Regions from separate parts of the Mus musculus genome. Here all the other regions are linked to region 2. The links are chromatin loops, found by intact Hi-C in ENCODE. Cell type or tissue: heart. All regions are shown on one strand.

The links. Hi-C counts contacts between places; a loop is a spot of excess contacts. Peaks named below come from ENCODE experiments on the same cell type or tissue, not always from the same donor. Only the 100,000 strongest peaks of a DNase experiment are listed, where the experiment ranks them.
Region 1: a loop joins it to region 2, with 3 times the contacts of the local background. A loop is called at or near these places in 1 of 42 quality-filtered maps.
Region 3: a loop joins it to region 2, with 4 times the contacts of the local background. A loop is called at or near these places in 1 of 42 quality-filtered maps.

Annotation. Positions count from the first base shown.
Region 1 is chr9:65,194,556-65,198,555 of GRCm38, reverse strand. Gm40527 (a long non-coding RNA gene) reads right to left here. Exons shown (of 3, transcript XR_870869.2): 1 at 3,081-4,000. It overlaps Gm25313 (a small nuclear RNA gene), which reads left to right and starts at 1,869; the gene lies at 1,869-1,984. In heart, no CTCF peak of the experiment used is centred here; DNase peaks (open chromatin) are centred at 1,615, 2,254 and 2,755; H3K4me3 peaks cover 625 bases; H3K27ac peaks cover 3,054 bases.
Region 2 is chr9:64,734,828-64,738,827 of GRCm38, reverse strand. Rab11a (RAB11A, member RAS oncogene family) reads left to right here and starts at 1,072. Exons shown (of 5, transcript NM_017382.5): 1 at 1,072-1,244. The coding sequence starts at 1,205. It overlaps n-TQctg9 (a tRNA gene), which reads right to left and starts at 782; the gene lies at 711-782. In heart, CTCF peaks have their summits at 1,172 and 2,140; DNase peaks (open chromatin) are centred at 1,067 and 2,067; H3K4me3 peaks cover 2,541 bases; H3K27ac peaks cover 2,167 bases.
Region 3 is chr9:65,029,392-65,033,391 of GRCm38, reverse strand. Dpp8 (dipeptidylpeptidase 8) reads right to left here and starts at 934. Exons shown (of 21, transcript NM_028906.2): 1 at 769-934. It overlaps Gm39362 (a long non-coding RNA gene), which reads left to right and starts at 1,980. Exons shown (of 3, transcript XR_870867.3): 1 at 1,980-3,579. In heart, a CTCF peak has its summit at 1,944 (motif pointing right); DNase peaks (open chromatin) are centred at 981 and 1,751; H3K4me3 peaks cover 1,398 bases; H3K27ac peaks cover 1,337 bases.

The DNA of each region.
Region 1 (4,000 bases), 460 kb before region 2:
ACCAAACCAAACCAACAATAAATAAAATTAAAAGAAGAAGAAGAAAAAAAGCTGGGCTGGAGAGATTGCTCTTCCGAAGGTCCTGAGTTCAAATCCCAGCAACCACATGGTAGCTCACAACCATCTGTAATGGGATCTGATGCACTCTTCTGAGTGTGTCTGAAGACAGCTAGAGTGTACTTACATATGATAAGTAAATAAATCTTTGGGCTAGAGTGAGCAGGGCCAGAGAGAGAAGAAAACAAACAAAAACAAACAAAAAACGAAATGCTTAAAAAATAGTTCAGGAGCTGAGTGTGCCTCAGATGCAGCGTAAGAGCCTGTCTCTCAACAGCACTCTTTTCCCAGATGCACTAAGGTTTCAAGGGCCCCGCAGTCACAAGGGGACATGGCTGTCACTTTTTTGTTACAGCTGTTCCAAACTAAAAGGTCCAAGACCTGCTACTGGAGGCGAGAACTGCTGACTCACCTCATTGCGACTGAGGAGAGGTGGCCAGCACTGGGTGTGGTGGTGTGTGTCTGTGATCCCAGTATTTGAGACTGAGGCAAAAGCAGGAGGAGTTTGAGGCCAACCGGAGTCACCAATACACAAAAAGCACAGGGTCAGGGTGGGCAGGTCCTGGGCGCCACTGAAAACCACCAGGGAAAGGACAGGGAGTCTTAAAAGTTCAGGGTCAAAGACCCACAAGGTCTTGTCCACAGCAGTAATGTGGTCAACAGGAAACCGGAACTAGTGTTCAAGCTACAATTGTATTATTTATTTATTTATTCATTCATTCATTCATTTATTCATTTATTCATTTATTCATTCGAGACAGGGTCTGCACAGCTGTTCTGGAATCCACTATGTAGACCAGGCTGTAGCCAGGCCTCAAATTCACAGAGATCTGCCTGCCTCTACCTTCCAACTTCTGGGACTAAAGGCATGCACTATATGCCTGGCTGCAAGCTCCAATTTTTTTTTTTAAGATTTATTTATTTATTATATGTAAGTACACTGTAGCTGTCTTCAGACACACCAGATGAGGGCGTCAGACCTCATTACAGATGGTTGTGAACCACCATGTGGTTGCTGGGATTTGAACTCAGGACCTTTGGAAGAACAGTCGGGTGCTCTTACCTGCTGAGCCATCTCACTAGCCCGCAAGCTCCAATTTTAAAGCCAGCGTGGTCACAGACTCTTAAATGACAGATAAGAAAGCAAAGTGAAGCGCTGAGCACACGACTTAAATCCACTACACCCACAAGCTACTCAGATGCTCGCCGTGCAATCCAGGAAACAGGAAAGTGGTACACTGTTTAAACCCACCTCTCGCTCTCACTAAAGCAAGAGCCGGGATTTAGTGACCTCACAGTTGAATGGTATGCTCTTGTTCAAATTTATTGCAGTAATTAGGGTTGGGAATATAGCTCGTTGTAGAGTGCTTGTCTAATACGTGTGAGGCTCTACTTCCAATCCCCAGCATCACAAGAGTAAAAATAAAACAAATGTAGATTTTAAGTTAATAAAACATAGATGTACAGAAACACAGACTATAAAAATCTGATTCTCAGACTTGAACTACCAGCCAGTTCTGGGCGTCGCCCTCTGGTGGCCCAGCCGGACACTGCGTGGAGGCACCGCCCCCGCCCGTGTCCGCAGGGCGGGGCCGCCATATTATTTGCATACCCACAGAACACTGCGCACAATACAAAAACATATCGAAAAATTAATGTGTTGCTCTGAGAATATCTCCGTGAAAGTTAGATTAAATTTATAAAACAAAAAGAGTGGTTCTGTTTAGCTAGAATAGTTGCGAGTCAAGTGGACACCATCACTGTGCTAGGAGTTGTTCTTACCCGAGCTGTGAGTTACAGTACTGGTAAGCATACTCTGGTTTCTCTTCAGATCGTATAAATCTTTCGCCTTTTACTAAAGATTTCCGTGGAGAGGAACAACTCTGAGTCTTAAACCAATTTTTTGAGGCCTTGTTTCGGCAAGGCTATATTTAGAATGTCTAACAACAGAACTACTACTGTGCATTACTGATAGTTTGTATATCTACTCACTGCTTTAAGTGACCTACACAGCCAAGCGTTGAAATAGAGCTCTGGTAGACAGCTTGTGTGTGTGCTTGTGTGTGTTTTAAGGGGAAAAAACTGTGAGGAGAAGGCATGTAGATTTTAAGCCCATCCTGGTCTATATAGCAAGCTTCAGGGCATACATGGACTTTGATCAAAAACAAGCTTACCATTAGCCACAGTTAAAATTCTGCTCAGCACCAGACCAACATTCTCTTGAAGAGAGGGGCTAAGTCAGACCCAATGAAAGACTCCGTGATGATGGAGAGGGGTATAGCCGGATCATATTGCAGTGTTTCCTCTGGTGGACCCCCTTTTCCAGCCTGAGGGCTAGGGCTGAAGGTCCCAGGGAAGCCAATGTTTCGGACTTGACTTTGAGGCTGACAAAAGACTCCAGGTTGTTGTGGCAGGGAGAGAAAAGATTTGGGGAGATGCTGTTCTCAGCTAGCTGGGAGCTAAATATTGTGCAGTCTCTGCAGTCCTGAGTGTTTAAACAGCAGGAACCTGACTAGGGCCTGGTCTCCCCTATTTGTCAGGTGAATCAGATAGTCTGACACTCCCACCCGCTGTGCCCTAGGCTCTGACATTTCATGAAGTTAAGTGCTGAGCTCCAGGAAGTAGAGATCAGAGAGTGGCAGAACCAAAGTGCACTCGGTCTGTAAGAACCGCCCTGGCCTTTAGTGACTACAAGGCTGTCCATCCTGTGGGGCCTGACTCAGACAGGCTTCCTGTGGTGACGAAAATAGCAGAGACAGAACCATACTGCAAGGTCAATCCAAGCCTGACGGGCGGCAGATGCTGGCACGCGCCCACACAACATTCATAAGCAGGCTCACACAGTGCACTTCCATGCAAACACTCACACATGCATCCTCATATGCAAGCTGTCACAGAGCCATGTAAACACACCTGCATAACATTTCTGTAAATAACATGCAGGCACTTACACACACGTGCGCTTATGCACACACTCACATCCATGCAGTCACTTACATTCACATGTATGTTCACATACATACCTAGGAGTGGAACTGCTGGGCATGCTTGACTTCAGCTTAACGGCAGTCTCATGCATGCTAGCAGGCAAGCGCTTTGTGGAGGGTGGTGGGAGCAGTCTGCCCAAGAGTCATGAAGGCCTTGTTAGGGCAGAGGTGTGGGTGTCAGGCCTTGAGGGAGGCAAACACAGAATGTTCCAGAAAGGACCGGAAACACACACATCTCAGATCGGAATGGAATGGGTCCTGAGCTCACCCATTGTGTCAGAGTCCCAAAGACTGTTTCCCTGTGGTTAATTCCCATTGGAAGGAGCTAATTCCTGCCCATCTCTTCATCCCTTCAGGTTGGTGAAGCCTCCAGAAAGAGAAAATAAGCCTTTGGCTGGTGATCCTGGGTCTCTAACTTAAAATAAGACAAGCTGCCACTAGGGTTGTCCACATGTGACACATCAAAGAGGATGTAGCAGGCTTCTGAGCTCTTTATGTCCCAAACCCCTGACCCTAGTCAGTGGGAAGGCACATCCACACCAGGACCACTCTCCGAGATGGCAGACCTCGTACCAGCTGAAGGGAGAGTTTTGATTGCACTTTGGACCAGGGATCACTAATGAAGACACCATGGGGATGACTAAAGACACAGGATATAAAGGATTATAATTAGCTAACAGTAATGAATCCATCAGGTCCTGCTTTTCAAAGATGGCCCATAGAGACATACTTCATCTAAAACCTCCTCATATCCATTGCTAGAATAAGCACAGAGGGAGCCCACTGGACAAAACTGAGGACCTGTTAACAAGTGCCACAGCCTGCTGCCTAGTCTCATAACCTTGAGAGGCCTCAGTGTTCTCACCTATAGACTGGGAATAATTGTGTTTTCTTTACTGGTGGCTTCCTAATGGTAAAGCAGTCAGCTAGCGCTCTCTCTCTCTCTCTCTCTCTCT
Region 2 (4,000 bases):
TAACATCTCTGCTTAAGGTCAGTTGATTAGCAATTTGAATTCCATCTGTAGGCTGAATGACAAACATCTGTTTCCCAGGAATTATTAGATGACTATGCCTCTGTGTGGACGGAGGTGGAGGTGGGAAGGGGCAGAGGAGGACAGCAGGGCCAGCCTGAGCTATATTCTGGGGTACAGAGGGGGAGTGAAACCACCTCAAACAACAAGAACAAAATTATTAGGAGATGCTGTGGCAAATTTCTTGAGTCTTAACACTGATATTTGCTAACATGGGAATTGCCATTCTTCTTGTGTTAAAATTTATTTAATCGGGCTTAGCTCGAAGGCCAGAAAATAGGACTCAAGATCTTGAATCTTTATGAGAAAGGGTGGGCGAAGTTCTCTTAATGACATCTGGAGATAGTGCAATAGATTTGTGGAGAGATTGAGTGGGTGAGGAGTGCCTATCCTTAACTGAAGCTGAGGGTATAAAATTCCAGCAAAAGGAATCAAGTAACAAACTTTCTCCAAGGCTAAGAAAAACCAAAGAGTTCAATAGGTCTCCATGAAGATCAGATACTACTGAATTGACAAGATTGATTAGTGTAGTCTTCATAGGTAAAGGCTACCTGTGGTTCAATCCAAGAGCAGATATAACAAGGTTATTCTATTATTCAATATGAGCTAAAGAATACAATCAATATGAGTTAAAAGTATGAAGAAAAGGGAGCAGGTTCCACCGAGATTTGAACTCGGATCGCTGGATTCAGAGTCCAGAGTGCTAACCATTACACCATGGAACCAGCACGGAGGCAGCAGTGCCTTCGGGTCTCTAATGCTGACAAAACTCCGCCCCCAACCGGAAGCCAGATACTAAAAGATTTACACTTCGCTTCTCTGAATGATTGGGGAGAAGAACAAGCCAAAGGCTCCAAGGACCATTTTAGGATTGTTTTTCCTGTATGCCTTCCCAAAGCCGGGTGAGAATGTGGTGTCCACTCCTGCGCATTCCACCCTGCCTAGCTTATGGGCGGGGTGCCATCTCTCCGGAAGTACTTTCTGCGAGGGGCTGGGGCCTTCCGGAAGTGACGCATACAGGGCGGGGCTCGTCACCGGGTCCGGCAGCTGAAGCTCCTCGCTCGCTCGGGTTACCCCTGCAGCGACGCCCCCTGGTCCCGCCGCCGTTGCCACCGCCGCTCCCGCCCCTCAGCTCCTCGGCCGCGCCATGGGCACCCGCGACGACGAGTACGACTACCTCTTTAAAGGTGAGGCCGTGGGCCAGCGAGAGCCCATTTGGGGCCCGAGACACTCCCGGGGGACCCGCGCAGGGCCAGCCCTGCCCTGGTCGGAGTCCGCCTCGGCGCTTCCTTCCTGCCGCCCCGTCGGGGGTCCCGCCGCTCGTCCGGGTTCCCGCGCCCTTGGGAGGCCTGACGAGCCGCGGCGCCCCTCTCTGTATGTCCTCCCCGATGGCTGCGTCCCTCACGGCCGTGCAGTTCCTTCCCTGGGCGTCTCGAGCCCCTCCTCTTGGATGCTGCTGCTCGTCTCACGTCCCCCCTCTGACAGGCCCCTGCCTGGGCTGAGCACCCATATCGGGACACCCACTGGCTCGGGGGGCGGGGGTGTTGCTTTTTCTCTTTTCTGTTCGTTTCCCTTTTCTTCCCTTCCCTCCTCGTGAGCCTTTTCCTGGGCTTCGGCCAGATTCGCCCGTCCCCGGGCCCCCACCCCCATCCCCGCAGACCTCGAGGTCAGTACCCGCGGACTGTCCCCTCCCTCCCCACAGACGGGCAACTAATGTTTAGCACTCCGGAGCGACCTGGCTGGTGGGAGGGAGAGAAGGGGAGGGCAAGAGGGGCTGTCCATCACTCCTGGCGTTCATGCACTTGTCGCAGTGTCCAGGCAAGCAGATGACTTCCCACCTCGCGTTTTTCTTTTTTTTTTTTTTTCCCCCCCTTTTCATCTCTGTCCCTGCCTAGCTACAACCAGACCGGGATAACTCCTTTTACTTGGCTTTCGAGAAGGGGCTGCGGATGGGTGGTGGCTGTTATCCCTGCCAGACCTGAAGGCCCAGTTCCCGAACAGGAAAGGTTGTGCGCTGCACAAATACTAGCGAGCTTATCACTGTGGACTGGTTGCTTCCTGCTGCAATACTGGGAGGATCCGACAGGAAGGGAAGAACCCTGGTTGGTCACATACCTTTCCCAAACAGTGAGAGAGGGTTATAGTGCTAGCGTGCCCTTTTAGTGAAATCAAGAATTTATTACAGGATGGGGGGAAATGTGGAGCCGGTGGACAGAACAGGGAAGAATGTAAATAGAGACTTGCTTATGGGTTGAGTCCGCGAAGAAGCTGAAGTGAAAGGATACAGTTCTCAGTGACGAGAGAGTACAGTGAACGCTTTTTTTGTTCATGAATGCGCTCTCACTTTCGTAGCCTTGCTCTGCTCCTGAATTAGAAGGGCAGCCATCAGTAATTTGTTGAACAAAGATCATTGCCAGTGAGGAAGAAGCCCTTGCTTTTAAAGCTTTTCTGGGGAGGGTGGAGTTTCAAGAGTGTTAAGCATGGTGAGTGTTCCTGGCTTTGCCATTGGGTGCTAAGAGTGATTGGACTAAGTGAAGAAGCAGGAAACATTTCCAAATTCTTTACAAGTCTTGACATATTAGCTGCTAGTACACCCTTATCAAAAGTTACTCCGAATATTCTATTTATAGAGTAAGTACCTTCAGTGTTACCCTTACTACCATATTGGAAAGTAATGTATAGATAAGAAGGCACCAAACCTTAAAAATACTACTAGGAAAGCAGGCCTTGGCGGTATAGGCTTTTAAAATCCCGGCATTTGGGAGGAAGAGGCAGGCAGTTCCAGTCCAGCCTGGTCTACAGAGTGAGTTCCAGGATAACCAGGTTACATAGTGAGTCCCTGTCTCAAAAAATAAAATAAAATAAGATAAAATTAAAAAAAAATAAAAACAAATAGGAGACCTAGGATGTTTATTTAAGGCATTTGAGATTATTTGAAATTACCTAAATCCTAAGGTTTAGTCAATCAAGGGAGTTTTATTTTTAAGTACTTTGTAATGGTGGTACCTTTTGAAGTTATTTCTCTTATTTGGTTTGGAATGTGAATGTTGGTTATAGAAAACTTTATTTTTTCTAAGAATGTTAATTTATCCTAGATTGGCCGAAGGAATTAAAGTTTAATTTTTAGATTAGACCATCCTCTGATCAATGAGAAAACATGGGGGTTTTATGTTTCTTTGCCTTGTAACCTTGGAAAAGTTAACTTTTTTTTGTATTTTTTTACTTTTTGAGATTATGATATAATTATACTATTTCTCCCAGCTCAACTTTTTTGAGCCTCAGTTTCCTCAGTAAAGGAAATACTGTGATACTTTTTGGGGAGTGAGATTATAAAACTTAGCTCTTGTGAGGACTCAGTGGTTATAAATGAAGTTATAGTTCTTGTCCGACTTTTGAGCTATAAATCTTTTAAAATTTTTTTATTTTTATTTTTTATTTTTTGGTTTTTTCGAGACAGGGTTTCTCTGTATGGCTCTGGCTGTCCTGGAACTCACTTTGTAGACCAGGCTGGCCTCGAACTCAGAAATCCGCCTGCCTCTGCCTCCCAAGTGCTGGGATTAAAGGCATGTGCCACCATGCCCGGCTCCTAAAGTTTTTAAAAAATTGTATTTACTGACTTGTGTATGCTAGTGTGTACTATAGCACATGTTGAGGGTAAGAGAACAAATTTTGGGAGTCAGTTCTTTTCTTCCACCCCGACAGTCTCAGGGATCAAATTCATGTCATCAGGCGTGGTAAGCAAGCATCATTCCCCACTGAGCCACCTCACTCACTAATCAATACATCTTTATAAAGAACATGTAAATTTTAATAAAGAAGCACAGAACCAAGAAACTTCTGAAATATTTTGTGTCTATGTGGGTTCTGGTTTTATTTTTTTGTATACTTTGCTGTGTGAGACTGGGTGTTTAAAAATTCTGCTGAGAAGAGTTTCCACTTTTTA
Region 3 (4,000 bases), 290 kb before region 2:
AGCCCCTCATTCTGAAAAATGACATATTGTGTTAAAAAGAGCTTCGGGATTCTTGGGGTGGGGTCTCTAGAAATGGCATCCCGTAGCTTTTTACGGTAAGAACCAATCAGTCGTCTAGACCCTGCACACCTCACTGGAGCCTAGCCATTTCACTTTTCTGTGTCTACAGCTGAGAAAGTTTATCCGACGTAAAGGGCTTGAAAGCTATGAATGAGGAAGGAGGAGAGGTGTGGCAGCGAATGTGGCGCGAGAGGACAGTAGGAACAGCAAGGCTTAGTTAAAAGAGGATGAGCAAGCTGGACAGGAAGGGCAAGGACCCTGCTGCGAATGCGTGGAACAGAATGGCAGCGAGACAGTGAGCGCGGAGGGATGGATCTAGAGTGAAGCAGGAGGGAGGGAGGAAGGAACACCCGGCTAGGGGAAAGCAGCGAGTCCAAAGGCGAATCCCATCCGCCACTGGCGGACCTCAGGCGAACCCCTTCGCCTCTGCGGATTTCCGTTTCCTCCTCCGAATGCCCGGACTGTCCCCGGCATCCCAACCCAAGCCAGGCTCTATCAAGATAACGGACGTGGGAGTCCGAGCGGGCAGCAGCCAGCGTTCAGGGGCGCCCAGTGAACGTTGGCAGCCTCGCAATCCGAGTGTGCGCTTCCTCTTCCGGCCAACGGGGCCCAGCCACCCGCTCTCCCGGCGGGAGCGGCCCGAGGGCGGCCGGCCGGAGCTCCGTGGCCTCGCGGGCGCAGGGGAGGGAGAGCGGGCGGATACTGCACCTTCCCCCCGGGCCCGCCCGGACCGTCCGGATGCGCTATGGAGCGGGCCTACGCCGCTTCATGCCGCGCCGCCTCCGCTCCCGTCGGGGCCACAGCAGCTTCCTCGGCGGCGGCCCCCGCGGCCCCCAGGCAGCGGACGAAGGGACTTAAAAGCGGCGGAGGCGAAGACAGCACCGGAGGCCTCGGCACTTCCGGTTCCCCGAGCCCCGCCCTCCGACAGAGGAAGGCTAGCGGCCGGACCAAGAAAGGATGACTCTCGCTTCTGTGCGCGAGGGGGCCCCACAGCGCCACCGAGCGGCGGGAGGAGGTGCCGCACGTGGACTGCCTGACAGGAGGGAAAACATACAAGGTTAGAAGAGAAAGCAACATTCACCCCACCTCTGTTAGCTACTCAAAGTAAATAAACTTCATGTTCACTGGCCGGTGGGATGGCTCAGCAGGTACAGGCACCTGGGCCTACAAGATTTCTGAAAGAACAAGCCAGGTCCAGCAGGCGCTTATCCAACCTCTATATCCAATCTCTGTCTGTCTCTGTCTCCCTCTCTCTGTCTCTCTGTCTCCCTGTCTCTGTCTCTCTGTCTCTCTCTCTCACTCACACACACATCCCTGCGTTAGAGCAGAAAGCCAAAATTCCTGCCTTTTTGAGATGACAGAGGCCAACCATGGCTTTGGAGACCTCAGCATTACAGTTATGACGGAAAAAAACAAACAAACAAATGTGAATTTGGATACAGAAATTTTTCTTTTCTTTTCTTTTTTCTTTTTTTAATTTTTTTTTCAGTGACGTTTACATTTTATTTACGTCAGTAGCACTAAAATACATTCCTCCTTGAGGGTCACATTTCCACAACACACATTAACACCAATCCATACTCCATAAGTGCCCACACCACCTCCCACCAAAACCAAGCAAACTCAGCAAACACTTCCTGGTCACTTCCTCAAAACCCGGGTGGGTCCTGTCCCGGCTCCTAGCTACGGCAGTGCCCAGAACTCACAAAGCTTCCCCTTTCCACACTGCGGACCCATCTCAAGCTCACCAACACTGTTCATCATGTGCTCATTTTTTTCTTTTTTTTTTTTTTTTTAACTAATTGATTATTTATTTTATGTATATGAGTGCTCTATCAGCATGTACACCTGCATGCCAGAAGAGGGCATCAGATCCCATTATAGATGACTGTGAGCCACCATGTGGTTGCTGGGAATTAAACTCTGGACCTCTGGAGCAGCAGCCAGCGCTCTTAACCTCTGAACCATCATCTCTCTAGCCTCCAGAACTTTAATGTTAAAGATCTTTAGTAGACCACCCATTCTTTGTTGGGTTGGGGTCTTCTCTCTGTAAATGGATATAACAACATTGGCATTCAGTAGTGATAAAAGCTAACAATGCCTGTGGCACTGAGACATGAAAGATGGAGAAATAAGGCCTGGAGGTGGCTGCTACACTGAGAGGCAGGTCCCTTGACCCATCATTTATTTCCTAATCCACACTGTACGTTAGCTGAGGGAAAGAGTGGGGAAAGAAGTGTAAAGGTAGCTGGGAAAGTAGGCAGAGACCAGACTGGTGGAGGAGCTATGCCTCCCCAGTTCCTGTTACTGTCTTTGGGAGCTGTGTATCAGTGGGATTATTGTAATGGCATTAAGAGAGGACCCACAGGCACCATGTCCTACTGCAGTGTGTACTGACCCACTGTGAGGTTAAAGGAGCCTTCCCTTGAATTTTTTTCTTTTTTCTTTTTGATGTTGAGCTCCCTAAAAGAAAGGACAGTAGGGGCTGGAGAGACGGCTCAGTGGTTAGGAGTACCAACTGCTTTTCCAGAGGTCCCGAGTTCAATTCCCAGCAACCACATGGTGGCTCACAACCATCTGTAATGGGATCCGATGCTGTCTTCTAGTATGTCTGAGGACAGACAGTACTCTCATATATGTAAAATAAATAAAATCTTTTAAAAGAGAAAAAGAACAGTGGTTTTCTCTAAGTATCCCATTTGACGTCTCTGATCTGAGAGCACGTTTTAAGACTCTAAATACATACACCTACTCCATTATCAAAATACAGTGTGCTATCTTGAATTTCCTTTGGGCTCATGGATTCTCTATCATTTGCTGACGCTATTCTCAAATCTGGGCCCACAAAGAGCGAGGGAAAAGGACACATCTGATTTTTGTGCAGTTTGCGTCCTCATAATGAATTAGAAGAAAGGCCTGGTGGTACAGGCTGGAAATCCCAGTACTCAGGAAGTTGAGGCAGGAGGATTCTGTCTGAGTTCAGGACCAGTCTGGACAACAGAGACAGAGACAGAGACAGAGACAGAGACTCAGATTTGTAAGTTTTCAGAGTTATTTTCTCTCTCCTCCACTGTGGTTAAGATGAACAAACAAACCCTCCCCGGCTAGGACTGTATCTCTGCAGTAGGACAGGTGCTTAGCAGCAGGGTGTGGTGCCTTGCACCTGTAGGTCCCTGTTTGGGAAACTAGATAAGAGAACTGCCGTGAGCTTGAGCTTAGCCTAAGCTATCCAGTGAGATGGAGGCCAGCCCAGCTTATATAGTGCTTTCTAGACCAGGCAAGCCTTGCTACAGAGTGTGACCCCGTCTCTAGCTCCTCCTCTTCCCCCTCACAGATGTGCTTGGCACATCTGAAGCCTTGGACTCAATCCCCCAGCACCGAGGCTTCTAAACAGCCCTCAGATTCTGGTGAAGCTGTAGGGCAGCGTCTGTAGCACCGCATCTTGCCAACACCACCTATGTCCGTACAGCCACGGAGCAGAGGTCCTAGCCAGAGCTGAGCTGGGCCTTAGTGGAGAGGGTAGGTTTGTGCGGAGTTCCAAGCTGTCTCCCCTGGGAAAATGCTAGAAAGATACTTCTCTAATATTTCATGCAACATCTCTCCCTGCAGCTTCCTATGTGGTTTTCTTTCCCCCTTGCCAAGAACATAAAAGCTGCTTAGCACAATCGAGAATTGTCTCTTCAGGGGTAGGTGTCCAGTAACTCCCATCTCAGGGGTGGGTGTCCCATAGCTCATCCCTCATCAGTGTGTGTCCCACTGAAAGATCCTGACAGAATGTAAAAGGTCACAGAAGCCCTGAAATTGGCAAGATAGATTTCATTGTTAGCAGAACTAGCTTCACTAATTTAGAAAAATAGAGGTGCACAATGCTCTGGCCACTCCTTGAACCCTTGTGTCTGCCAGTGTTTTGACCGTTCCTTGAACCCATGTGTGTGCCCGC